Regions from separate parts of the Mus musculus genome. Here regions 1, 2, 3 and 4 are each linked to region 5. A link is a loop called in an ENCODE intact Hi-C map of the cell type or tissue named here. Cell type or tissue: left cerebral cortex. All regions are shown on one strand. Region 1 holds the start of Trim26 (tripartite motif-containing 26). Region 2 has its middle 4.7 kb from the start of Zfp57. Region 3 has its middle 9.7 kb from the start of 1700031A10Rik. Region 4 holds the start of Gm33595 (a long non-coding RNA gene). Region 5 holds the start of Gabbr1 (gamma-aminobutyric acid (GABA) B receptor, 1).

Region 1 (5,000 bases), 210 kb after region 5:
AACCTGGGCTGCCATGGTCAGTTTCAGACCATTTTGGATACATGGAGACACCCTGTCGTTGTCATCACCATCGTCATCATTATCAAATTTAAAAGTTGCAGTTTTAAAGGCATTAATGAAAGCTTTCTTTTAGAAAAATATGGGTTTGTTTGTTTGTTTGTTTTAACTTGGGAGGAATACTCTAGGCATCATGAATCCATCTCACTAACAAGGGGTTCAGGCATGCATGAACGAGCGCATGTCATTCTTCCCTTCTTTGAAACACACACAAATGGTTGTGTTGTCAAAATCTGGAATGTACGGGGAATTGTTAAGTGTCTCCTCCTATTCACTTCCCAAAGTTAAATTCATACATTTCTTTTCTTTTCTTTTTTTTTTTTTTGGGTGGGGGTGGGGGTGGGGGTCAAGACAGGGGCTCTCTTTGTAGCCCTGGTTATCCTAGAATTCATTTAGTCTGTAAACCAGACTGGCCTCTAACTCCCAAGCACTGGGTGTAAAGGCGTGCACCAGTCCACAGCCAGGTTTATACTTTCTTTTCCTAAGCTAATTAGGTAGTAAAATCATCAGTGATAACGAACGCACAGCTCTTGGTACAACTAGCTAAACCAGTTTACTCTGAGGATAAATAAATAAAAAAAAAATAAACAGATACATAAATATAAGACCTGCTTCTGGTCATGCAGGGCTCCAAGCCACCAGGTGGAACGTCATCCGGGTCCCGCTCACTTCTGGCTCTGGGGACTGGAAGAGACTGAAGTAAGTCTGGGTTGGACCTGAGGAGGAAGGAACACGGCGAGCTCAGGGCGAAAGGCCCAAAGGCGAGCCGGGGACGCGGCGCTCACGCGAGCTCGCCGTCCCGCGCGCCCGGGCCTGGTTAGCCCTGCCCAGGGCCCGCGGCCGCCTTCGCTGTCCCCACCCGGGTCGCACGGCGGCCGCTCCTCCGCGTCTCCTCACCAGTGCAAACCGCACTCACCCGCGCCGCTCTCCGGGCCGGGTCACTCCTCTCCCTGGAGCTGCTCCGCGGGGTAGGTCCTGAGCAAGCAGCCGGCACCACAGTCTCCCCGCCCAGCAGTCTCCGGGAGCTCCGGGCCCTCCGCCGAGATTTCTCTGGGACCAGCCCTGGGATTGGCTCTTGCCAAACTCCATCCTCCAATGGGAACTTCAGGATTCTTGACGTCACTGATCACTGGGCAAATCCCCAGGCAGCGGCCAAAGAGGTGAAGCGGCCGGGCCCGAGAAAAGGAAAGTGAAATCGGAAGCGGCCAGTGCGTCACGGTTGTCTTCCAGCTGCTGAGGTCGCGCGAGGCCTCGTGTAGGTTAGGGTGCTGAAGCCCCCATAGCTTTCGAGACCCCATTTCTGATTCCCTGCGGTTAGGGGTGGGCTGGGGTGTCTGCAAGGGCTGGGTTTTAGATGGGGTTTCCTCCTCAGGGCCTGCCTCTAACTAAGATCAGACCAGTCTATCAAGTTTTTCCAAGATCCATCACAAATATCATTTTCGAAGCTCCTGGCTAGGATGAACCATTTTTGACAACTAGCCTTCCTTACACAAGGCAGGTGCTGTTCCTGCTGTACAGAACAAAGTAAACACACATACACATTCCACACTCCACCCCACACCACAGTGATAGTTCAGTGGGTAAAGATGCTTGCCACCAAATCAGATGACTGGCTTTCAAATCCCATATCCCCCACATGATGGGACATGAGAACATCTATTCTGGTTGTCCTCTAAGCTCCACAAGCACATGCACTCTCCACCTACGCTAAATAAATAAATGCAAAACATTTAAAGATCCTGGCGCTAGGGAAACCGAGGCATTAGAGTTCAATACCAGCCTGGGCTACGAAGGGGGAATTTGTTGAAAACTGAGAAAAACTACAGAACCTGCAATATCTGGTACTGAGGCCCTCTACAGGAGCTTTGAGAGCCTCCTGCAGCTCCACAGCCAAGGACTCGACCACGCCCACTAGCCTGAAAGCCCTTTTTGCACACAGCTTTCTGCTCTGCAGGAAATCCACAGTTCCTGCTACTTCCAAAGAAGTAGTCCGAGCTGCAGGAGGGCTCCGAGTCCTAAGTCCTAACATTTCACCAACATATGGGGAGTGCTTTTGAGTTTCCTGTGAGCTGTTGTAGGGGGTGGAGCGGAGTTCTGGATGCCTGTGCTCTGGACTTTGATCTCAGCACACCCTAAAATCACTAGATACCTGCTCTTTCAGTTGATATTGGGGGTGGGAGCTTTGTTTTGTTTTGTTTAGAGACAGAGTCTCACTATGTAGCTCTGGCTGTCCTGGAACTCGCTCTGTAGACCAGGCTGCCCATATTCAGTACCGGTTCTTCCCACTCTGCCTGCGTTTCCCTTATATCTACAATAAAAATCTTCTCCATACTTAAGGAATAGTCACAGGGAGTACCTCAACGATGGTCAGAGCCAAGGAATGCTGCCAAAAAAAAAAAAAATCATATTACACAACAGAGCTCATGAAAAAGATTTATTGGAAGTGGAGTGAGAAGCAGGGCAGGCTGTGATGGTGCAGGCTTTATAATATGGGGTATGGAACATGCATATAGTGAAAATGCAGGACAGTGGCGAAAGTGAAAAAAAAGCCAGGTCCCATTGGTCTTTAGTAATGATGAGGATTGAAGGGCAGGGGATAGGGGAGCTTGGTTTTGGAAATGTGGGTGACTCTCGGTTGACTAACACTTGTTTTTTCATTCACTGTCTAAATGGGTAACCCACCATACATTAATCTATTTTGATTTATTTATGCATGTCTCATACACTGATAGTGGGTTTTTTTTTTGTTGTTGTTTTTTGTTTTTGGGTTTTTTGTTGTTGTTTTTTGTTTTTTTGTTTTTTTGGTTTTTTTTTTTAGATGTGGGTGTGGAGAGATGGCTCAGAAGTTAAGGGCAATTATTCTCGTAGAAAACCTGGATTCCACGCCCAGCAACCATAAGACAATTCACAACTGCCTTTAATTTCAGATCCAGGGGATTCTAGACTCTGATCTCTTTGGGCACCAGGCATACAGACAGGTCAGGCCCATACACGCATGCGGGTGAACTACTCACATATAAAATAAACAAATAAGCCAGCCATGGTGGCACACTGTTGCAGGATGTTTGATCACACCGTTAACCCTGTGAGACTGCGTTGTTCACTGGAAAAACCTGTTTCTGGTTGTGGTGTGGCTCAGCCTTGGCACACACCTTTTTTCTCAAACAATGAAGGTCAAGTTAGTCGAAGGAAGCACCTATGTTTGAAAGTGATGTCTAGTTGAGTGACAGACAAAGTGACGAATCAAAGAAAGATTTGACAGAGTAGGATATGCCCATCTCTCATGAGAACAGAAAGGAAAGTGAGACCGCATAAGAGAGTGCAGAAAGAGAGAAGGTAGTTTTACCAGGAGAGTTTTACAGAGACAGGTTGAAGAGAGATAAGCTAGACACAGGTGAAGACAGAACGATTCAGAGAATGAGAAGAAACCAGAAGATCAGAACAGATTACCTGAGTTAGTTTGAGGCCAAGCAGAGCAAAAAGTCAGAGGATGAGAGAGAAGCCAGACTAATCTGTCAGCTTGGAGAGGAGTTTGAGCCAGAACAGTTGAGTTGACCAGCCAGCCAGAGTTCAGTAAGCCTCCATCTGAGATGACAATTACACCAAGTGAATAAAAGTTACTTTTACAGTACATAGGCTTTAACCTCAACATTCTGGAGGCAGAGGCAGGTAGATCTCCGAGTCTGAGGTTAGCATGGTCTACAGATTGAATATCAGGATAGCTAAGCCTGAACTGAGAAACCTTGTCTTAGTTAGGGTTTTTCTGCTGGGAACAGACACCATGACTAAGGCAAGTCTAATAAAGGACATTTAATTGGGGCTGGCTTACAAGTTCAGAGGTTCAGTCTATTATTATCAAGGTGGGAGCATGGCAGCATCCAGGGAGGCATGGTGCAGGCAGAGCTGAGAGTCCTGCATCTTCATCTGAAGGCTGCTAGTGGAAGACTGACTTCTTGGCAGCTAGGATGGGGATCTTAAAGCCCATGCCCATAGTGACACACCTACTCCAACAAGGATACACCTCCTAATAGTGCCACGCACTGGGACAAGCATATACAAACCATCGCAAACCTTGTGTTGAAAAGCCAACCAAAGTGTTTCATATGTGTGTATGCATGCATGTGCATCATGTGTATGCCCAGTGCCAGTGGATGCCAGATGAAGGCATCAGATTCTCTGGAACTAGAATTACAGGCTGTTGTAAGAGGATGAAATGGGTGCTGGGAGCTGAACCCAGGTTATCTCCAGGAGAGCAAATGCTTTTAATGCTGAACCATCTCTCCAGCCCCCAAACCATCTTGTTCATTTCTTTGTAACCATGTGCACTTTCTGTCCTCCTCCCATTTAATGAAGTCTCATGGGAATTGCAAAAAGGTTGTTGTCTCTCTGAAAGACCCTCACGTAACCACTGCCCAGTCCTACACTAGAAGGGGAAAGAATATCACAAAGTCATATCAAGGAGAAACTAAACAGACCTTGATATACTCCTTCCCCAGTACACAATATACCACACCTCTTCTCTTCCAGTTATATTCTGCCTGTATGGTCACACAGATATTGTACCTGTTACCCTAGCACTTTGAAGGATATTTTAGTCAACCTTCCTTCTATGGTGAGACCCAGACTCAATACAAAACAAAGGCAAAATAATAAGACCTTGTAGGTCTCTTCTGGCTTTTGTTTGTTTTTGTTGTTGAGACAGGATCAGTTCAGCTTTGAATTCAATATGTAGCCCAGGTTGTCTTCTAACCTCTGTACCTGAATGCTAGGATTACAGGCATGTGTCATCATATCTGGCATCTTGGTCTTCATTTTTTTACACTACAAGGTCCCCATGTAGTGTAAAATGTGGGTTTTACATTTTTTTAAATGTTTTTCTCTTATTAGTGTGTCTATTGTTTTAGTAGACTCAGTCATGAACCTTGTGACTGGGGAAGAAATGA
Region 2 (5,000 bases), 50 kb after region 5:
AAGCTAGGACTTAGTTGGAGGAAGTAGGCCACTGGAAGATGTATCTGGAGACTAAATCTTGCCTTGGCTGCTTCCTGTTACTGCTCCACTATTTCCTGTGCTTTCCCATACGACACCCTCCATGACATGAGTGAGTAAAACATCCAAAACTGTAAACAAAATAGATATTTTGTCCAGGAGGAAAGAGATCAGGCCAGAGAATGGAGAGAAAAGGACGGGAGAGGAAAGGAGGAGAAGGAAGGAGAGGAGCTGCTTGTGGCTAGATTCATGCTCGTAGAACAAAATCAGTCCAGGGGCCATGATGATTTCCTGAAGACATTGTCTTTTAGCAGGATGTTGGTAATTGCCCTGGGTATAGTTTTCAGTGTTTGTGGGTTTTTTTTTCTTGTTTTCCTGTATTAAATCAAACAAACGACACGACGGTGAACAAAAACCACCCAGCAGTGGTTAAAAGCACTTTCCACCAGGCCTGACCATCTGAGTTTGAATCCCAGAACTTGCATGGTGGAAGGCAAGAACTGACTTGCCCAAGTTGTCCTCTGACCACCATGGTGAGCAAGAACTGCAAGTCTCTGTCTGGTCTTTGTGTCTGTGCTGGATAGTTTTATATCAGCTTGGTACAAGTTAAAGTCATCTGAGAGTAGGAAACCTCAATGAAGAAAATACCTCCAGGGGGCTGGAGAGATGGCTCAGTGGTTAAGAGCACTGACTGCTCTTCCAGAGGTCCTGAGTTCAAATCCCAGCAACCACATGGTGGCTCACAACCATCTGTCATGGGATCCGATGCCCTCTGGTGTGTTTGAATGCAGCTACAGTGTGCTATAGTAGTAATAAATAAAAATAGTAGTATAATAGTAGTAATAAATAAAAAGAAAAGAAAATACCTCCATAAGATCAGGTTATAGGCAAGCCTGTATGGTATTTTCTCAATTAGTGATTGATGGGAGTAGAGCCCAGCTTATTATGGGTAGTACCACCTGTAGGCTGGTGATCCTGGGTTCTACAAGAAAGCAGGCTGAGCAATCCAGGAGCAGCAAGCCAGTAAGCAGCACCCTCCATGGCCTCTGCATCAGCTCCTGCCTCCACGTTTCTGCCCGATTTGACTCCTGTCCCGTCTTCCTTTGATGATGAACAGTGAGTGATATGAAGTGTGAGGAAAATGAACCCTTTCCTCCCCAACTTGCTTTTTGGTCATGGTGTTTCATCAAAACAATAGAAACGTTAAGGAACACCTGTAGGTATTTACCAACCCCTAAGCAAATTACTGCAGCCCCAGTGGCTCTAGTATTGACAGTATTCAGATCAGGAGGCAAGCATGGAAGGACTGAGATCCAAATTCTGAATATAGTTGGCAATGTACTCAGTGTAGAATGTTTGGCTAACATACAGAAAGCCCTGGGTTTCATCCCCTGTATCATAAACAAACAAAAATCTGAACACAAACTCTATCCAAACTCCAGGCTGACTACTAAAGTAAGTACTCATGAGATGTAGAGAAACCGGACCATGAAGGAAGTCTGTCCCTATCCTGGTGCAGACACTATCCTGGTGGGACTTGCAAATCTGCACCTTTTTTGGGGGTGGGGGTGGGGTGTTTTGAGACAGGGTTTCTCGGTATAGCCCTGGGGCTGGCTGTCCTAGAACTCACTTTGTAGACCAGCACCTTTCTATTCACCTCCCCACCCCCAATCAACACACCTATAAGCAGAATACTTGTAATCTCAGAATTTAGGAGAGAGGATTGCAGCACACTTGGGTTACAGGGAAAGACCCTGTTTAAAATTACAAAACAAACAAAAAACCCTTAATGGCATAAATCACTAACCTCCAGAATTTTTAGCTGTTCTTAGATTTGGAAGTTTTGGAGAAATTATAGAAACTAGATGACCATGGAAAGGTGCAAAAGCTTGAGCAGAAACTGGACAAACCTTTGTTCATCACTAAGTCACACGGATGCAGAACAAACCACTTAAATATCCTGTCCCAAAATGAAGCTAGAGGGTACAGGAAAAATGGAGCCTGAATGTCAGACACTGCACACAGACACTCCGGGTACGTTAGTTAACACTCGTCTAAAGAAAAAGCCTGAGGATGTAGCTCAGTGACTGACAGGGTGTTTACTTAGCTTATGAGATTTAAGAGCTCAAGTTTGAGGCGGGGTAACATAGTGGCATCTTGTCTAAAAAAAACCCCAAAGAACCAAAAAACATACCGCCTCCAAACAAGCAAACAAAAACGAAAAAACGGAGGCAGAGGTAGGTGGATTTCTGAGTTCGTGGCCAGCCTGGTCTACAGAGTGAGTTCCAGGACAGCCAGGGCTATACAGAGAAACCCTGTCTCGAAAAAAAAGAAAAGGAAAAATGAAAAAATCTCCAGCAATCTTAAGAGAAACCTAACACACATAGTTTTTAACCTGACATGCAAGTGTACTTTCAAGCAAAATATAAACTCATACCTATACAATACAATGAAAAATTTTATGTTAAGATGTTTCGCTACCTCTTTCCCTCTCTTCCCTTTTCTCTCCGCCTCCCATAACCTGACATTTCAGAACCTAATATTTCAATGAGTCACTATCCATGTGAAAAGCAGAGCTTGAGCTAGAAGAACTTAACCCTGTCTCCAATAGGACCCATCCCAGAAGCATTAATGTCCCCACTGCTAAACTTCCGGTGGTGCATTCTTCTCGATTTCCACCCAGCATTCCTTTTGTCCTCCCTCCCAGGCTCAATTTACCTATTTTGACTTCTGTGACCTCCTTGTCGTCCCTGGACCTTGCCCTGGGTGGCTCTGGCTCCTCCCCCATCTTATTTGTGGAAAGTTCTGGGCTTGTTCCCAGGAGGAGGGAAGTTCTAGCCCAAATGGAAGCTACAAACTAGCTGTGTAGTCAAGCTGGAGACTTGTATCATGAATCAGAGTCCACCATCACTCAAAGAAGAGGACACATCTGTGTTTGCCTAGATTTGGGAAGCACTCAGACTCTGTTAGCACTTGACACTGCTTTGAGTTCTGAGTCAGGTCTCAGGAAGTTTCTGTAAGAGGTTGTAGGGTCTTCTAGCCTCAATATCACGGCCACACGAGGGCGCTGCTGCTCTGACCTCTCAGATTGTGTCTGATTGGGAATCAGTTGGAAGTGGCCTACTGAAACCTGGATGGACAAGGGTGGTTAGGAATGAGATGTTTCTGACCACCCAGATCTACGCAGTAGGTGGAAGAAAGTTAGAGCTGTTAGAAGGAATCCTGTAGTATCTCTGAGTATTCCCCTCTCCATCTGTTTGCTGTCAACACTGGAAAATGGAACAGATTGCTTTGTTGTTCCAGTTTCTGTTGGTTAGTTGTGGGGTAGAGACAGTGTATATATGCACACAGAGCAGGGGATTCAACCCAGGGAATATATTAATTAGGCAATCTATTACTGAGCCACACTCCCTGTCCCTGAAAACTATTTTCTAATCATGACCTTTTAAATTTTAGAATGTAAGGGACTGGAGAGATGGCTTAGTGTTTAAGAGCACGTACCGCTCTTGCAGAGGGCCTGAATTTAGTTCTCAGCACCCACATCAGATGGATCACAAGTCTGCAACTTCAGCTTCTCTGTAACACACACATAAATAAATCTTAAAATAAAATTTAGGATGCTTTTATTTTCCCCAGAGAAACTGCAAAGGTAATATATAGAGTCACCAGTTTCTCTGTTTAAAACATCCTACAGGGCTGGAGAGACAGCTCCATGGTCAAGAGCATATTGTCTGCTCATACAGAGGACCCAGTTCCAATTCCAACACTCACATGGTAGCTCACAGTCCTCTTATGACTTCCAAGGGCACTGCATATGTGCTTCTCATGACCTCATGCAAGCATACATATACATGCATAAAACTAAATCTCACATCACCATACATTTTATAACCCATGAAACTATATGGACACACTTATTTATACATATTTTATTTACACTCTTCAGTTGTTACTAATGTCCTTTTTTTTTCCTAGGACGTTATCCAAGGCACCACACACTCGGTCTCAGTTGATCCTTAGGGCTCCTCTGTGACAATTTCTCTGATTTTCCTAGATTTTGATAACCCTGAAACTTTTGAGGAGGACTAGCCCCACATACTGATGAATGTTATTTGACTTAAGTTTGACTGGGACCATGCATTTAAGAAGTCCAGAGAGGCAAAATGATGCCTGCACCGTGTCAAGGTTGTGCACCATGCTCTTGATTTGTCCTGGGGGAAAACCTGTAAGTGTGGCCATTGTATATTGTATAGTTAAGTGTTTTCTTAGTTTTAAAGAAACTACTGGGTATCTCCCATGTGTGGCTATACTATTTGTATCTCTGTCAGCAATGAATGGAGACTTCTGATAGTCATAATTCTTACAAGTACTTGCTATAAAATTTGTTTTCTCATTTCTGTGACCAGATGCATCACAAGAAGTGACCTGTTGGGGGAAAGTTTATTTTGGCTCTCAGTCAAAAGGTAAAGTTCACCACAGAAGGGGAGGTGTGGCTACAGGAGCAGCTAGCGGTGGTACAGGTGGAGTCTGGGTGGGTTGGAAAGTAAAGAAAAAGGAATGAAAGTGCTCAGCTGGCTTTCTCCTGTTTCCATTTTCATTCAGTCTGAGAATTAAGCCTGTTTGATAATGCCATTCACATTCTGGGTGGGTCTTCTCTTCTCAAAAAGCGCCCTTGAAGCTATGCCCAGCAGGGGGTGGTTTCTAAATCCAGACAACTCAGTAAAGAAGATTACTCATAAGGCTGGAGAGATGGCTCTGCAGTAAAGAGAACCCGCTGCCCTCCCAGAGGGCCTGGGTTCAATTCCCAGCACCCATATGACAATTCACAACTGTCTTTAACTCTAGTTTTGGGGGATCTCACACCAACCCACATAAAAGAAAATTAAGTAAATTGTTTTCAAAAAGAAGATTAATCATAAGTTCATCCCATGTGAACTTTACACCCAAACTGTCACTTTAATCCATCATATTCTGTCCTTAAT
Region 3 (5,000 bases), 130 kb after region 5:
CCTTCCCGCAGTCATGAGCTACTTAGGTGTCAACTTTTCTATGACTGACTGGTAGATTTTCCCAGGGATAGCTGTCTGTGAGTGGCTGTCATTTGGAGCCAGAGACCTGAGCCCAGAAGCCTTTCATAGGCTTCACTTTCAGATGGCTACATCTGAGACCACGCCTACCACGTAGGTCCTGCTTACTCTTCTTCCCTAAGACCACCAGAGCTCCGACTCCCAAACCCTGTGACCAAAGGAGCTACCAGGAAACCCCAGCAGGTGGGGCAAGAGCAAGAACCCGGAGTCTAAACATTTCCCTGAATCCCCCTGACCGACTGGAGTCTTTAGGTTGTGAGAAAAGATAAAGTCTGGAAGGGCAGAGGCTACATCCAGGGCTAATAGGGACTGTAGGAATATAAAGAAAAGGGACAGTGTTAATCCCAAAGATGGGGAGGAGAAAGACCACTACCCAAATTATCATAGCCGAGTTAATTAAAGCAAGGAATTAATTAAAGCAAGCTGTTTTGTTCGTGTACATGGGCTGCCTGCCCTTTAGGCAGGGTTTTTAGTGCTCAGTAGTGGATATGAGGAAGACAAGGCTCAGAGATAGGGTATTTCCAGTAGGTTGGATTATAGGAGCAGAACACCAACACAAGTTATTTCCCCTCTCCTCCCAAAACAAAGACATGATTTTAGGGTGGGCACAGCAAGGTAGTCTTGACAACAGTCAGACATAACAAGGTAGTCATAGGTGGTTACATAACTTTCTGGAACAAAGGTATGGTTGCAAGATTGTTATAAATAACTTTTTAAAACAAACACAGGATTGGCGTCCTAGAACAGGCAGTACAAAGCCATTTTCAGTTAAGGTTACAGGTGAGACATGGCCCCATCCTTGAGAAGCCAAGGTTTAATCAAAAACAGGAATGAACCTAGTTTTCTTTACCATAAAATGTCTTTATGCCTAAGATAGAGGCAGGCTGGATGGATCTTCAACAACCCCAGCCCTCCACCCCAAGTTGTTAGTATTCTCCCTTTCTGTGTTGTAGCTGGGCATGTGAGAGGGCAGTTTGTTTTCTGTCATCGTTGTTGTTGTTGTTCTTTGGGTGTTTTCTTTTTGTTTGTTTGTTTGTTTCAAGTCACAACCCAAATCCCATGGAAGTATTGCCCCTCCCCCAGTCTTAAAGTTTTGTTTCCTGAGATCGGGTCCTTGTCAGGCCAATATGGACTGAACCTGATGCATAGCTAATGATGACTTTGGACTCTTGTCCTTCTGTCGGGACCACCGAAGTGCTGGGATTCTAGATGTGGACCACCGTGATCTACCCACCCTGCCACCTTAAAATTAACCCGTGACTTTACCACTCACTGTTCTTCGAGTAGACGACAGCTCCCCCTAGTGGCAGTGGCTCAAGATGGGTGCATCGCCTCTCATCTCTGGTCATAAACATGAATGGAGGCTTGGTCTAATTTTCTAAAACAGAGTTTCTCAAACCTAAGGATGAGGGGACGGGGGTGGAATACACAGAGAAATATTCAGATATTCCTCTGCCCTGCCCCTCCCTGTGTTAAGGGTCCAGACATTGAATGACAAACAGTTCATCGAAGTTACACAGGGCTCCATCTGTCCCTTACAAAGGCTTGAGCAGCAGTGCTCCTGGCTTTGCTAAGGTTTAGAAATGTGGGCTCATTTTAGCTCCTCATTTGTTGTTTCATTTCCATCTTGGCTGCAATGCTTTGCTAGGATGGTGATGGTTGGGGTTGGGGGGCCGTGTTAGGAAGAGGTGGCAGAGCCCATGATCAGGTTTACAGGATAGGCTAGGGTTAAATTTATACATATCTTACTCTTTCCTTCAGGAACTTGAAAGTCCAGCCTGGGTTAAAAGAAAGCCTATCTCAAAAAGGAGGAAGGGGTATGGTGGCTCACACCTTAATTCCAGCACTAGGGAGGCAGAGGCAGGTGTATTTCTCTGAGTTCAAGAGCATCTTGGTATACATAATGAAGTCCAGGTAGGGCTACATACTGAGACCCTGTTAGGAATAAACAAACAAACAAACAAACAAAAAATGGAGGGGGTGCAGATGGCTCAGCAGTTTAAAAAAAAAAAAGCAAACTTGATAACCAGACTTACATTCATAAGTTCTGGTGGTGTCTAAACATCCTACAACCGGAGAGATGTCCCTCTCCTACCTGAAGTTACGGGGGGGGGGGAGGGTGTCACTATGAACAGCTGATAGCAATCTCTACATTGAAAGCCAGTTGTGGGGTTTTGATATTGGGTGTGGGATGCTCAGCTCCATAGAAAATAGCACTATGGTGTTACCACCAGGTGGCAGCACTGTGACTGCTCTAGCAGAATGGAGGTATACTAAAAACACTTGTGCCTCTCACTTTGGTCATCAGTCTATTGGCCTCAAAGACCTCTTAAGAGACCTTAGAGAATTAAAATTCCCTCAGGAATCCCAAGCTGAGGAGAGGCCAAAGCCCTGGTTCTTGCTTCCCTGGAAGAGATTTCACTTGGTTCTGACAGTTCATCAAACCACCTGGCAGCACAGAGCAGAGAAAGTTTCGCCCAGAGATGGGTTTAGCTGTGAATACCACTTGTTCTCTATTTAAACTTAAAGCTCAAGTCAGGACCCCGAGGATGGACTGTGAAGTGACTGTGTTCCTTGTTCCTCTTTCCGGTGCTTTAAGTTGTGACTGTCCCTCTGATTGGCATATTGGAGGTAGCTGAGCCTGCCTTGTTGGGACTGTCTCAGGAGGAATGGAAGACTCGGAGTCTTAGTGTTTGAGCACTCCTCTGTCTTCTTGCCACAAGAGAGGAGACCATAAGGAGGAAAGCACCAACACCCCAAATCTCAGAGGCAAGAGAGACCACCTGACTAGAGGGTCAAGACTAAATATAAAATGGATGACTGGCTTTGTTTGTCCTTTCTAAGATGAGATCTTTAGGATGCTAAGTCAAAATCTTTCAAGATTGCTGGCTTTCTGATTAAAACACAGATTAAAGATTTAATCCCTGATTTTATGCAAGTGTCAGAGAAGCCACTAAACTCGAGTGTGTGCGTGCATGTGTGTGTATGTGTGTCCGCGCGTGCACACACACAGAAGAATATTTCAGTGGCTAGGAATATTTGCTGTTCTTATAGAGGATTATGGACTAGTTTCCAGTTTCCATATGTGGCCCACAACCATCTATAGGTATGTACATGGTGTGTGCACATACATATAACAAGCAACACACTCATGTACATAAAGTAAAATAATTTAAAAAAATAAAACAAGTCTGAAAACAGCTCAGTTGGTAGAACTCTTGCTCATCATTAGTGAACACCTCAGTTTGAGCCCCAGCTCTGTATAAAACTGGACTTATGTCACAAGCCTGTAGTTCCAGGAGTTCACAGGCAGAGGCAGGAGGATCTGAAGTTCAGGGTCATCTGTTTTGTGTAGTTTTATGCCATGTTATCCTTCAGGAATGGGCTGTGGCTACCCAGCTTCCCTTGAATCCATGGGTAAAAGACGTACATACACACAGTTGTTTATTTTCAACTTGCCTTCTTGGCACAATTGTCGGGGACACTACTCTCTCCCACCTGGAAAACATGCTCTTATCATTACTCTTAGTTCTGTACCTTCCCCGCCTGTCCTAAATTTTAGTGGGTAGTCATATCTATTCCCTGCTTAAACGACCCTGACCACCACCTGTAGGAGAAGCTTATGTATGTGGCCACTCATCTTTGAGATCTCACATGGCTCTTCAACCCTTCTCCATCAGAAGCAGTGTGAAACTGTTTCTCCTTTCTTGGGTCTCCCTTTTCCTCCAGGGACCTCCTGGAAGTCCCGCCTGTACCTTCTGCCTAGCAATTGTCCCGTGACTCTCTTTAATGATAGACCAATTGGGGAACAGGACCTTAGCATCAGAGCTGCCCCTACAGTCATCTTTAGCTACATACTAATTTCCATGAAACTTGGGCTATATTGGAACATTTAATACAGTATGCTTATTTCCAGAAGGCTTCTCAACTTAAAATCTGCCCTTACATCCAACCTCTTGGACATACCAAAACGACGATGAAAACCAACGACTCCCCAGTCACCTGCCCCCAGATGCTGGGAAGGTGTTGGCTAGTGTTACAGTGCATATCATCTTTGCATTAGATTTATTTTTATTATTTCTACTCAGGAGTGTCTTTTAATACCTGGAAAGGGTAAAACATAATTTACAGGCTTGTGCTTTGAGTTCTCAGACAGTGTGGATTTCCTTACAATTCTGAGGTGGGTGGAGGAGCCGAATAGCACCCATGCTCCACTGACAGAGCAGCTGGAGCTCAGAATAAGCTCAGCCCAGTCCAGCTCCTCCTGCCCCCTTTTCAGATGATTGCCTGGCCACCATGTCACCAGGACTTTGTCCTGTTCCAAATTCCAGTTTCAGCGTGGCAGGGAGCTCTAGTGGCCTGAAGATTTTGCTTCCTGGGAGCAGTGATGAAGTGTCTCTTACCCTGAAGACCTCAATCATTTGTTTGCCTTGTGGATGCCTTTAGTCAGGGAACTCTGGAGGCAGAGGGAGGAGTGACTCTGGGAATTTGAGGTCAAGCCTGATCTACTTTGTGGGTTCCAGGAGAGCTAACTCTACTTAAGAGATCTAATTAAGAAATAGAGATATCATATATTCACTTTGTGCTTTTCTTATGTTAGAAATAATGACTACATAACTCTGTCTACTCTGGAAATAACACATATTCAACATATTAAATAAATAGTATCTTGGAGAAAAACAGTATCCAATATGGCAGATCATTTCTACACATATATTTACAGCATGTAGTTATAGAAAAAAAATACAGCTTTCATTTCAGTTGTCTTCAAAGTGGGTAAGAAGACTCACAGTGATAAAAACAATTTTCAATAAAAATAATAGGGCTGGCGAGATGGCTCAGCGGTTAAGAGCACTGACTGCTCTTCCGAAGGTCCTGAGTTCAAATCCCAGCAACCACATGGTGGCTCACAACCATCTGTA
Region 4 (5,000 bases), 100 kb after region 5:
TCCAGAAAAGTAGGGAGAGGTTTTCACACAGATCTGGTGGAAATGAAACTGACTGAACACTGCTCTTCATCCTTCTTAGCTGGCTTTCTCTCTCTCCATTCAGGCTGCTGTATTTATGAGAAGCCTCGGGCCTTTGGCGAGAGCTCCACCGAGAGTGATGAGGATGAAGAAGAAGGCTGTAGTCATAAGCACTGTGTACGGGGTCACCGCAAAGGACGGCGTCCTACAACCCCAGCACCCACCCCAACCACTCCTCCACAGCCTCCTGATCCCTCTAAGCCCCCTCCAGGACCTATGCAGCACTAAATCCCTCTCACCATTCATGTGTCTGCCTGCCCCAAATATATCCATCTGACATGGGGACTCCACCCATTGCCTCCGTTCTCCTGCCCCCTTCTTCCGTCTCCTGAGTGATAGAGAAGAGGAAGAGGAGGGTGGATACAGATCCTGGAATTCTGACTTGCTGCTGTTCCAGAACCCAGGCTTCTGGGTTCTCCCAGCCCCTGCTTCCCTACAGTTTGCTCCCATGCCTGGGATCCAGGCATCTTGGTCCCAGTCTATCCCTTTTGTTCTCACTGCCAAACTACCTGTCCTGGGATCCAGTATCTTGGCCACCTGCACCCTCAGCTTGAGTCCCAAGCACTTCAACTGGGTTTTCAACGGTCCCAGCTTTCACTGCCAGGGCTCCAATCAGATGCCAGGCAATCTTGCACCCCAGTTCTGCGTATTAATCCTGGCTTATGGTTCTTCTACTGATGCAGTTTTCCTAAATCTTAGTTCTTGCCTGTGGGATGTAAGGTTGTGTGGAGACTATAGGGTTCCCTGGCCCTTCTGCTCCTCTTACCCCTTATGGCTCTCCAAAGGAGTTAGGAGAGGTCTTTGTCATTCACACCTAATGGAAAGTGGAACCAAAAAAAAAAAAAAAATAGCCATGTCCTGAATATAACATTTCTGACAAAGCTGGCTGAGACCACTGACTTAGAGCCAATGATTTTCTCAGCCTTTAATCTTTGAGCTTCAGCATTGGTGTCCTAGGGGCCTGGGTCCCTAAAAGGAAAGAGGGAGAAAGCAAAGAGATGAGGGGACAGGCCCCTGCAGTATGCTCCTACCCTTTCCTGCCTAGGCTTTGGTGTCTGCCAACCCAGGTGTCTTGCTCTCTCAGCCCTCCCCGGCTGGTGCTAGGATCTGGGTACTGCCCTCCAGGCCTCTGGCTGTGCACAGTACAGAAATCAGCAAAACCCATGGCACCACTTAGATCTCATTTATTGCCACAGATGCACAAAATAAATAACCCAACATTGCACAGTGTGTTAAATACAGGCCCATTTATACACAAGGGAAGGATGGGAGACTATACAGAATGTTTGGGGTGCCTGAGTTGCTCCCGGGTTGAGGAAGGAGGTAGCACCATTAGTTCTTTTATGTGCAAGATAAAGTTCCAAGAGGGTGTTCAATGGGAAAAGGCCACGAGCAGAGGAAACAGTCATAAATGAAAGGTTGAGTATAGACTGGCTTGCATACATATCCTAGAATTTATGTTCTAGGCTTCAGGTTTGAGCTGCGCGGCTTAGGTTATGAGTTAAATGTCTTAGGAAGACTTTTTTTTTTCCTCTGAGAATCCTCAGAGTGGACATGAGCAGGAAGCTGCAGACTTCCTGCTGTGCATCATGCCCTGAGCCTTTTGGGATTGGAGGTAAATTAGGACTGTTTCCCAACACTGGTGGTACAAACAGAGCCTCTTTCTCTAGCCTGGCCTAGAATGGTACGGAAAGAGGACTCAAGAAAAAGGTCTTAGGTCATGGAGACTCGGGACTAGACTGGCTTAAAGGCACGAATGTACAAGCCAGTTGAGGTTTTGATTTGGGAGAATGTGAGTGGACAAAGGGTGCTTATTAATACTCCTGTTCCGATAGGTGTTACAGACAAGGTCACTGAAACAGGTGGGGATTTGTGCAAGGGACAGAAGTAGCCTCGAGGCCATCTGGACTACTGCGGTAGGGTAGGAGCTAGAGACCTGAGGCTCAGGCTTCTCCAGGCAAGATACGCAGCGGGGTACGCGGGTCACAAGTGCAGAGCAGGGGGAAGACACGCTCCCCGAGCGGGCCCGGCGCCTGGAAGGCGAAGAGCAAGTCCAATGAGCGGCCGTCATAGAAGGCCACACGACCCCGCTCCCAGTCCAAGTCCACGCGAATGCGCTGCGGCGGGGGCCTGGCACCACCTAGCAGGGTGGGCTCTGGAGCCGTGAGCGCCCACAAGCGGCCGCCGCGGCCCTCCACGGCCCATATAGCCTCCGATGGGCACAGCTTGATGAGGCCCTTGCGGGTCACGGACTCCCCGGCAGCGCCCACGGCGTAGCAGCTCTCTCCCGCGTTCTCATCCTGAGCTGTAGAGTCTCTGAAGGACGCGCCTTCCGCGGTCTCCACCTCCCAGCAGTGGCGGCCTGACGCGAAGCCCTGCGCACCCAGCACCGCCGGGAGCTGATCAAAGCGCGCGGGGCTGTCCAGCGGCGCAGGCGTTCCGGGTGGAGCCAGACTCACGCCGCGGTAGTCAGAGGAGATGAGCAGATCACGGTGTGCTGTGCGAGGGTCGAGCGTCAGGTCAGCTGCAGAAGAGGGGAGAGGGGGAACAACACATGGTACGTTTTTTAAGTCTAGAGAGAAGGGTGAAGAAGAGCAGAGGTGCTTGAGTCCTCTCGCAGTTCCCCTAGCGACCAGGGCGACCAGGATGGGAAGACACTAAGGCACAGAGCCGCTTTGTGCTCTGATCCACCACTTTTGTGGAACTGGACTTGGACAAAGACTATGCTGGTCAAGGAACCCAGCATGGAGACCTGAGGGGAGGCTGGTGTGTGGTGTTGGTGGAAGAGTGGCGGATGGGACTTATAGGGAGAATGATGACTAATACTTGAATCTGCAAGTGTGGTGGCTTTAATCCCAGCACTTGGGAAGCAAAGAGGGCAAAACTCTGTGAGTTCGAGGCCAGCTTGTATAGCAAGTTCCAGGCCCCTTAGGACTACATAGTAAGACCCTGTGTCAACAACAACACAAAGCAAAAACCTTGAATCTGGGTTGGGTACGGGAGCCAGGTCAGCAAGACTACTTACTGAGAGAGACTGATACCTGAGAGAGACTGATACCAGATAGGAACTAGAGTGATTTAAAGGAAGGGCAAAGGGAGGAATCCAAGGTATCTAGTAAAACCAGCCCATTTACCTTCCAGGCCAGGCCCATTTCTATAGGAGGTGTGGTCAGAGGAGATACAGAAATTGCCTAAGGGACCAGAAAGAGTCGCTGGCCTTGCAGGTATGGGGCGCTTTAAGGAAATGCTTCTGGATTAGGAGCTAGAAGGAATTTGTATTAAGTGAGATGGAGGGGTGACTAAGGAATGGAACATCTCGAGAGCTACCTTGGGAATGAGCACAGAAGGGGTAGAGGAGGTGCTGGAGTCTTGACCCCCTTTCCAAGAATGGGAGGAGGTGGAAGCAGGGATCTTGTACTGTCTGGGGGTACATAAAAAACGTGAGGGAACGTGGCTGAGATCTGAGGAATTAAGGATATTGTTCTGGGTTACATTGTGCCTCCTGTCCAGCTGTGGAGTTACATATGCATAGCCTCAGCACATTAGAGGCAAAGACAGGGACTAGAGGTCCATGCCAGCCTGGGATACATAGAAAGAGACTCTTTAAAGGGGGTGGGGTGTCAGTTTTGTTCCCCAATTTTCTGAATTTACCTTATGCGTGTGTGTGTGTGTGCGCGCGCGTGTGTTTGAGGGGAGGATTTTCACAAAGGTAATCAGGTTAAAAAATGAGATTATTACAGTAGGCCCTGATGCAGGATGATTTCTATCTTAAAAGAGAGTGGAGACACTTGCACACAGAGACAGGTACCTAGAAGGAAGCCCAGGTGAGACCATCTGTGGACCAAGGAAGTATTGAGGTTTCCAGAGCCAGGAGAGAGCATGGAACAGATTTCTCCTTAGCCCTCAGACTTCTATCTCTAGACTTTGAAGTGCGAATGGTGGTTGTTCAAGCCACCTATTTGTGACACTTCATTATTTCAGCTGTAGGAAGTCAAAACTGATACCAAAGTGGACTTGAGCATTTTCTAGAGCGAAGAGGGAGCAAACAGAGCATAGCTTATGATCCGCTCCCTCCCCTCTTCACCTGTCAGCCTGTGAAGCATGTTTTTGACCACGGGGTAATCTTCAGGGAGATCCTCCTCTGAGTTAGATGGCTTGGGTGCTGGGACATCGAATCTGGAGAGACGAAGGAAGTTATTGGCATCCCTGTCTTTTTGATGCTGCTTCTGATGATCCTAACCCACTCACTTGTCACAGAAACAGGTGAGGCTACACTCTAGAAAGCCCGTTGCTAAGTGGAGGTAAAGAGAGGGGTCTGGAGGGAAGGTCATGGCTATGGCTGTAGGTAGTGGGAAGGAAGAAACAAACAAAAATGGAACTCACCGTCTCCATGTCTTCCTCATATCCTGGTACGGGCAGAAGAAAACATAGGTGTGAGTTCACACTGTGGGACATCTTCCCCTCCGCCTCAGGTGAGCTCTGACTGCTTGATACCTTCCCACCTTTTAAAACCATCTCCCCACCCCACCCCAAACACCCTGCCCGCTCTGCTCCATTTTTCTCTTCAGTTCTCCCTTCTTCTTTCATGTCCTTTACTTCTGCCTACTCCAAAATCACTTTCTCCTCAGGTTCCTAGCTTCATCCAGACTGTTATATGCCTTCTCCATCCTTCCACAGCCTCAACACAACTACTTCTTACCTCTTGTTTAATCTTCCCAGGCCCACGCTCTCTTTTAGTATGCTCTCCTTCTTTAGTTACCAGCATGTCTTCCAGATATATGTCCACCCCGTCACCACAAAAGGGACACACACCCATATTCCTTGAGCTAAGAGTTGTTATATAAAAGCCTAACAATAAAGCTGCTCTCCTTTTTGTCTTAAAAGCTCAGTGGCGTTTATTGGGCTCTTTGGTTTTATTATGT
Region 5 (5,000 bases):
GATAGGAGCCAGTGCCGAGGCCCGAAGGGGAGGGGAGAAGAGGGAGAGCGCAAGGAAGGGAAGGGTCTCTGCCTAAGGAGACTAGAGGAGAGGATAAGGATTTGGAAGGAGAGAGGATAAGCACAGAGCAAAGAGGGGAAGCGAGGGTGGGTAGGTTAGGAGAGGAAGGTGACAGTTCTGAAAGGGGGATATGGGAAGATGGAGCGAGGAACTAAGGGTAGGAAGAGCGAGAGCGATGGGAAAGGCTTTGCAGAAGGGGAGAACTGGTATGGAGAAGTGCAGCTTAGGAGAAGGATAGTGTAGTTGAGGGAAGGCTGGAAGAAAGGTGATGGGAGAAAGGGTCTACAGAGGATGCGAGGCTCGCATGGGTGGGACCAGTGAACAGGGTCGACGGAACCTCGCAGGTAAAACCTGGGTAGGGGGTGGCAAGAGTAGGTCCCCGAGGTCTGAAGGAACCCCACGAAGGAGAGATCTGGGATCCTCCGGCGCGCGGCTGCCCCCTACCGGGCTTCGCGCTAGAAAGCTGAGTCCGAGAGGAGCGCGACCCGGAGGAGCGTGGCCAAGCAGGGAAGTGGGAGGGAGCGCGACCCGCGGAAAACCGCGATTTGGCGGCAAGAAACAGGTAGGAGAGGAGGGCCCGGCCTCAAACTAGAATGGGTGGTGGGACATGAGTAACAGGACACCCACAACCTAAGCAAAGATATCCTGCTGGTGGAGGGTGAAGAGTGAGGGGATGGGGGCGGCAGTGCACGCGGAAGGGTTTCTGATCTCACCTGAGTGTGGCGTTCGATTCACTGGCAGCAGGAAAGACGGGGATCAGAGAAGAGTTACCAGGGGCGCCCAGCTTCCCAGGCCTGATCCCCAGCCCCCTCCCACACCTGTTCATGCGGAGCGGAGACTGCGATGAGGGAAGGGTGCCTGAGGATAAGAGCAAGGCGGGGCTAGGGGTCAGGACTCGTGTTTTCTTCAATTATTCAAAGGACAACAGAATTTGTTCCAGCAAGTAAAGGGGGTCGGGTGCAGCTGAGTTTTGTAGAGCTTGAATATTATATACGTATATATAAACCTATGATCTCTTTAAGAAGACAAATTACAAAACAATTGGTTTTAAATAAGTGCTGTTTAAATACCTTAGTTTAGTAAGTTCTCCAAAGGTTGGTTAGCATATGCACACAGTCTTAAGAGCTCAAAATAAGGACTTAGTCAAAATGAAGAACCCTGAAGCTTAATTCATTCCAGGAGAGAAGAGTATATATATACAAGAGTTTGGGTGCCCAGAAAAGGGAGACGTTTGCAGAAAAGACAGCAAAGAGGCAAGCAAGGGGGTAGCAAACACAAAAGCAATCAATTATTCCCTCAAGGAATGATCAAGATTGTTAAAGTATACACAAGACTCAGTCTTCTTCCATCTGCCCTTGAATTATCACTGTTCTGGTCATTCTGCCCCAATTTTTTTGCTTTTTCCATGTTTCCAATCCCATATCTCACCGACTTTTTCTAAATGTAATGTATGATTTAATTCTGAATATTTACAGCAATTCCATTATAGAGTGAATAGCAAAGGACCAGTCCTAGAAGAGTGATACAGAGGATGTTCTAAGTCTACGGGGGGTGGGGGGGGAGGGTAGTTTTTTCCAGGGAGGTGGGGAGAGCAGTTTTTTAACTTTAAGAAGCTGAGGGGGGCGGAGTTGAGATTAATGAAGGAAAAATAAAAAAGGTCCAAGATTTGAAATCAGGAAGAACACACTAAAGGAAAGGAGGGTGGGGGGAAGCCCAACAGAAAGGACCGTGGAACCAAGTCTGAGGCAGGTGGGTGGTGTAAAGATAGGTTTCACCTGCATCCTCCCAAACTCCTCCCCGACATTCTTCATAGCAACCATCCATTCCCTCTACCCACTCCCACCCCACTCCCATTCTAGGGCAGGCACCCTCATCAGCTGCAGGCAGGCAGCTGTTCCCCTCACCCTGGCAGTGGGGCTTGGGGGTGCTCCACTGGCCCTGACTACAGATGCTCCGGGAGCTGCCCACCAGATGGAAGTCGGGGTCACATCGGAAATCCACCCGGGCTCCATCCAGAGCTGGGAGGTCCCCACCCGTCAGGAAAACCTTCCCATTTTCCAGGGTCAAATAAGACTTGGAGCAGATTCGGACTGTGGAGAGACAGGAAAATAAGAAAAAAGGCAAGTTGTAGAGGATCCTTCCCCTAGGGAGTACAGAGAATTAGGTTTGGGTCTGGGTTCACAAGCATCCTGCTCCACAGGAAATCAGGTGTGCAATGTCTGTGCCTCCCTACCTCCCCGTTCTCCCCAGCCCTACCCCCCCCCCCAGTATTCACATTCCTATCAGAAAAAAAAAATAGCATTTCTATTGTAGGAACTCAAGATGGAGCTATAAGCACACAAAACAGATACTGCTCAACAGCACAGTAAAGTGGGTACTCTTCTGCCTTTGAAATGTGTGGATGGACGTAAACCTGGATGCAAGACCAGATTTGCTTTTCTTATTATGGCTGGTCTATACTACTACTAAACTGGCTTATATGGTCATTGAGTGGGAGACAAAGGTGTCAGAAAATGTAATGAAATCGTCTTATAACTTAAAAAATAATCTCTCATTAATGAACCTCAAAGGATAACTCAGATGAAAAATCAAAGTTATTTCACCCAATGATCAGTATCCTCATGAAGACGATGAAGTGAATGTGCTGGCTGCTTAGCTTGCTTCCTCCCACTAGCTGCTCACAGCAACACCCCTCCTCCTACATAGTACTCATTCATTAAACGTATTTGTGAATTTGGTTCCACTGGATTTAAATTGCTGACTTGCAAAACAACTAAGGATGGTCTGCAACTGAGAATGGAAGGGCCTGAAGGAAGGGGGCAGGGATGGTGGGTGGCTTCCCAGGCTACTCACCACAGCGACTGGGTGTGTCCATATCCGTCCAGGAGCCGTTGGCCAGGCACTTGCGCACCTTGGGCCCCACCACCTCGCGTTCGCCCCGGCACACATATTCAATCTCATAGTCCACAGGCAGGAAATTGATGGCCTTCACCTGGTCGCGAGTCAAGCCACGGTACCTGATGCCACCTTCCCAGGGCGGATGTATAATCTGGCAACCTGAGAGGGAATGGGGAGGCACAGGGGAACCGTGGGAGCGGGAAGGCAGCGCGCAGTGGAAGGGGGAAGAGCAGGGCGTGGTCAATGGTGGGGTTGGGGCAGGGGGACAGAAAAGGAGGGGCACACGGGACACACGACTGGAAGCTGGGAGTGGGAACAGTTAAGAACCCCAAGCTGCAGAACCCAGCGTCGTGGGTTAGGGCTAAAGCTGGTGCGAGAGTCCACCGGTTAAGAAGTATAATGGAGACAAATATCTAAGAAGAAATCCTAAGGGCTATAATGTTCGGTGGTTTAAATGAGGGACAGGGCCGAAGGAGAATACCGGTGAGGACCACACAAACCCACTGAACAAGGACCACACAAACCCATCAAAGCAACAAGGTGGACTACGGAAGGGGGGCGCTGTAGTAACGTGGGGCCCGGAAAGGGAGGTGGGGCTGAGATAATTCGGGGTCACAGAAAAACGGTGTAGTGTAGCAACGTGAGGTAGAGGAAATGGGTGCTGGTGGTGATGCGGAGTGACAGAAAGGAGGTCAGGAGTTGTGAAGTGGCTGCGGACCAGGATGCCAGGGATGGGGGCGGGGGGAGGTCCTGCCGCAAGAGTGATGAGGAAAGGAGACGTGCAAGGAAACGAGCTGTGGGGTGGAAGAGGTCCAGGGCGCCGGAGATGGGTGCACCTTCCGAGGTGACGTTGGGGGTCTGAGCCCCGCCAGCGCCCAGGGGGCGGAGGAAGAGAGGCACCAGCAGCAGCAGCAGCATCTGAGGAAAAGGCAACAGTGAGGGCACGGAGGAGCCCGCCGGCCGCGGCCTGGGCCAGCCGACGGACAGGTCTCGCTCCGCGCACCTCACGGGCTCCAACCGCGCGGTTCGGGACGCGAAGGGCGCCCCGCGGAGGAGGCGGGGGCGGAGCCGCACGGGCTGGGGGGGAGAGGAGGAGAGAGCGCCTGTCCCCACCCTCCTCCGGCCTCCCTCGGCCCCCCACCCTCCCGGGACTCCACCTCCTCTCAGCAGCCCCTGTGGCTAGCGCTAGCCCAGCTTACCCACGCTCAGGGGTCCCGCTACCCCATCACTCGCCTCTCGCACCCGAACCCCACGCACCCCCCGGCCCTACCCTACGTCCACCGGCCTCCTTGCCAAGCCCCGGTCGTGGGGCCCCGGTCTTACCTCGGCGGCCGGTCCCGCTCCGCGGCTCTCCCCGGGCCTCAAGGGCCCAGGCCCGGCCGCGGCTCCCCGTTCTCCCTCCCGGTCCTCCAGCTTCCCCTCCCCCTGTTCTTCTTCCACAGGAATCCAGGCTCCAGCCCGGCCGGGGTCTCTCCCCTTCGCGATCGCTACCCGCAAACCCCACCCCCGTCTCTCCTTCCCCGGGGCGACGGCGGCCGCGAGAGCACGGTGCCGGGAGGGAAGGAGGCGGCGCCGGGGACCGGGGAAGCTCTCGGGCGGAGGGAGGAAGGAGGGTGCAGGGGAAGACGGGGCGGGGGGAAGGGAGGGGGAGATCGGAGAGGGCGCCTCCCACAACCCGAGCCCCAGGAGCCGCCCCGGATCCCGGCCCCTCCCTAGACCGCCCACGGCGCGGGAGGGCGTAGAGGTAGGATGGAGGGGAACATAGGCGACCACGCATGCAGGCGGGGGACTAAGAGCTGCCGAGAGACCCGCAGACTAGACTGATGGAGACAGGAGGGGGGGCTGTAGGGGGTTATAGGACCCAAGCCTAAAGCAGAGGAGCTGGCACAAAGACAAGGAGCCTGGATGAAGGTGAAGAAAGGATGTGTTTGTACAAAAGGAAGACAGATCTGGACCTGGCGTAAGGAGGGAAGACGTCATATGCCTGGGGAACAGACCTTGAAGGGGAAGGGAGAATCAAGGGTCAAAAGGGCAGCCGATGG

What was found. Peaks named below come from ENCODE experiments on the same cell type or tissue, not always from the same donor. Only the 100,000 strongest peaks of a DNase experiment are listed, where the experiment ranks them.
Region 1: it touches region 5 in a loop (5-fold over the local background); 8 of 42 quality-filtered maps call a loop at or near these places.
Region 2: it touches region 5 in a loop (3-fold over the local background); 12 of 42 quality-filtered maps call a loop at or near these places.
Region 3: it touches region 5 in a loop (8-fold over the local background); 15 of 42 quality-filtered maps call a loop at or near these places.
Region 4: a loop joins it to region 5, with 4 times the contacts of the local background. A loop is called at or near these places in 12 of 42 quality-filtered maps.

The regions. Positions count from the first base shown.
Region 1 is chr17:36,833,238-36,838,237 of GRCm38, reverse strand. Trim26 (tripartite motif-containing 26) reads right to left here and starts at 1,092. Exons shown (of 10, transcript NM_001025599.3): 1 at 974-1,092; 2 at 666-773. In left cerebral cortex, CTCF peaks have their summits at 737 (motif pointing right) and 1,911; DNase peaks (open chromatin) are centred at 1,151 and 1,944; H3K4me3 peaks cover 1,943 bases; H3K27ac peaks cover 1,350 bases.
Region 2 is chr17:36,995,276-37,000,275 of GRCm38, reverse strand. It overlaps a transcript of H2-M5 not described here. Among named protein-coding and RNA genes, the nearest start is that of Zfp57, 4.7 kb to the left of the region's middle. In left cerebral cortex, a CTCF peak has its summit at 3,072 (motif pointing right); DNase peaks (open chromatin) are centred at 3,082 and 4,694.
Region 3 is chr17:36,911,609-36,916,608 of GRCm38, reverse strand. No RefSeq gene overlaps it. Among named protein-coding and RNA genes, the nearest start is that of 1700031A10Rik, 9.7 kb to the left of the region's middle. In left cerebral cortex, CTCF peaks have their summits at 1,399 (motif pointing left) and 2,306 (motif pointing right); DNase peaks (open chromatin) are centred at 1,368 and 2,318.
Region 4 is chr17:36,944,658-36,949,657 of GRCm38, reverse strand. It overlaps Rnf39 (ring finger protein 39), which reads right to left. Exons shown (of 4, transcript NM_001099632.1): 2 at 4,462-4,484; 3 at 4,163-4,254; 4 at 1,672-2,602. The coding sequence ends at 2,022. It overlaps Ppp1r11 (protein phosphatase 1, regulatory inhibitor subunit 11), which reads left to right. Exons shown (of 3, transcript NM_029632.3): 3 at 104-1,303. The coding sequence ends at 306. It overlaps Gm33595 (a long non-coding RNA gene), which reads left to right and starts at 2,576. Exons shown (of 2, transcript XR_385575.3): 1 at 2,576-3,302; 2 at 4,498-4,961. In left cerebral cortex, a CTCF peak has its summit at 2,242; a DNase peak (open chromatin) is centred at 2,394; H3K4me3 peaks cover 1,376 bases; H3K27ac peaks cover 1,372 bases.
Region 5 is chr17:37,045,571-37,050,570 of GRCm38, reverse strand. It overlaps Gabbr1 (gamma-aminobutyric acid (GABA) B receptor, 1), which reads right to left and starts at 4,605. Exons shown (of 23, transcript NM_019439.3): 1 at 4,282-4,605; 2 at 3,795-3,876; 3 at 2,914-3,117; 4 at 1,965-2,150; 5 at 774-794. The coding sequence starts at 3,876. In left cerebral cortex, CTCF peaks have their summits at 523 (motif pointing left), 2,393 and 3,512; DNase peaks (open chromatin) are centred at 2,873, 3,692, 4,045, 4,592 and 4 more places; H3K4me3 peaks cover 4,625 bases; H3K27ac peaks cover 3,811 bases.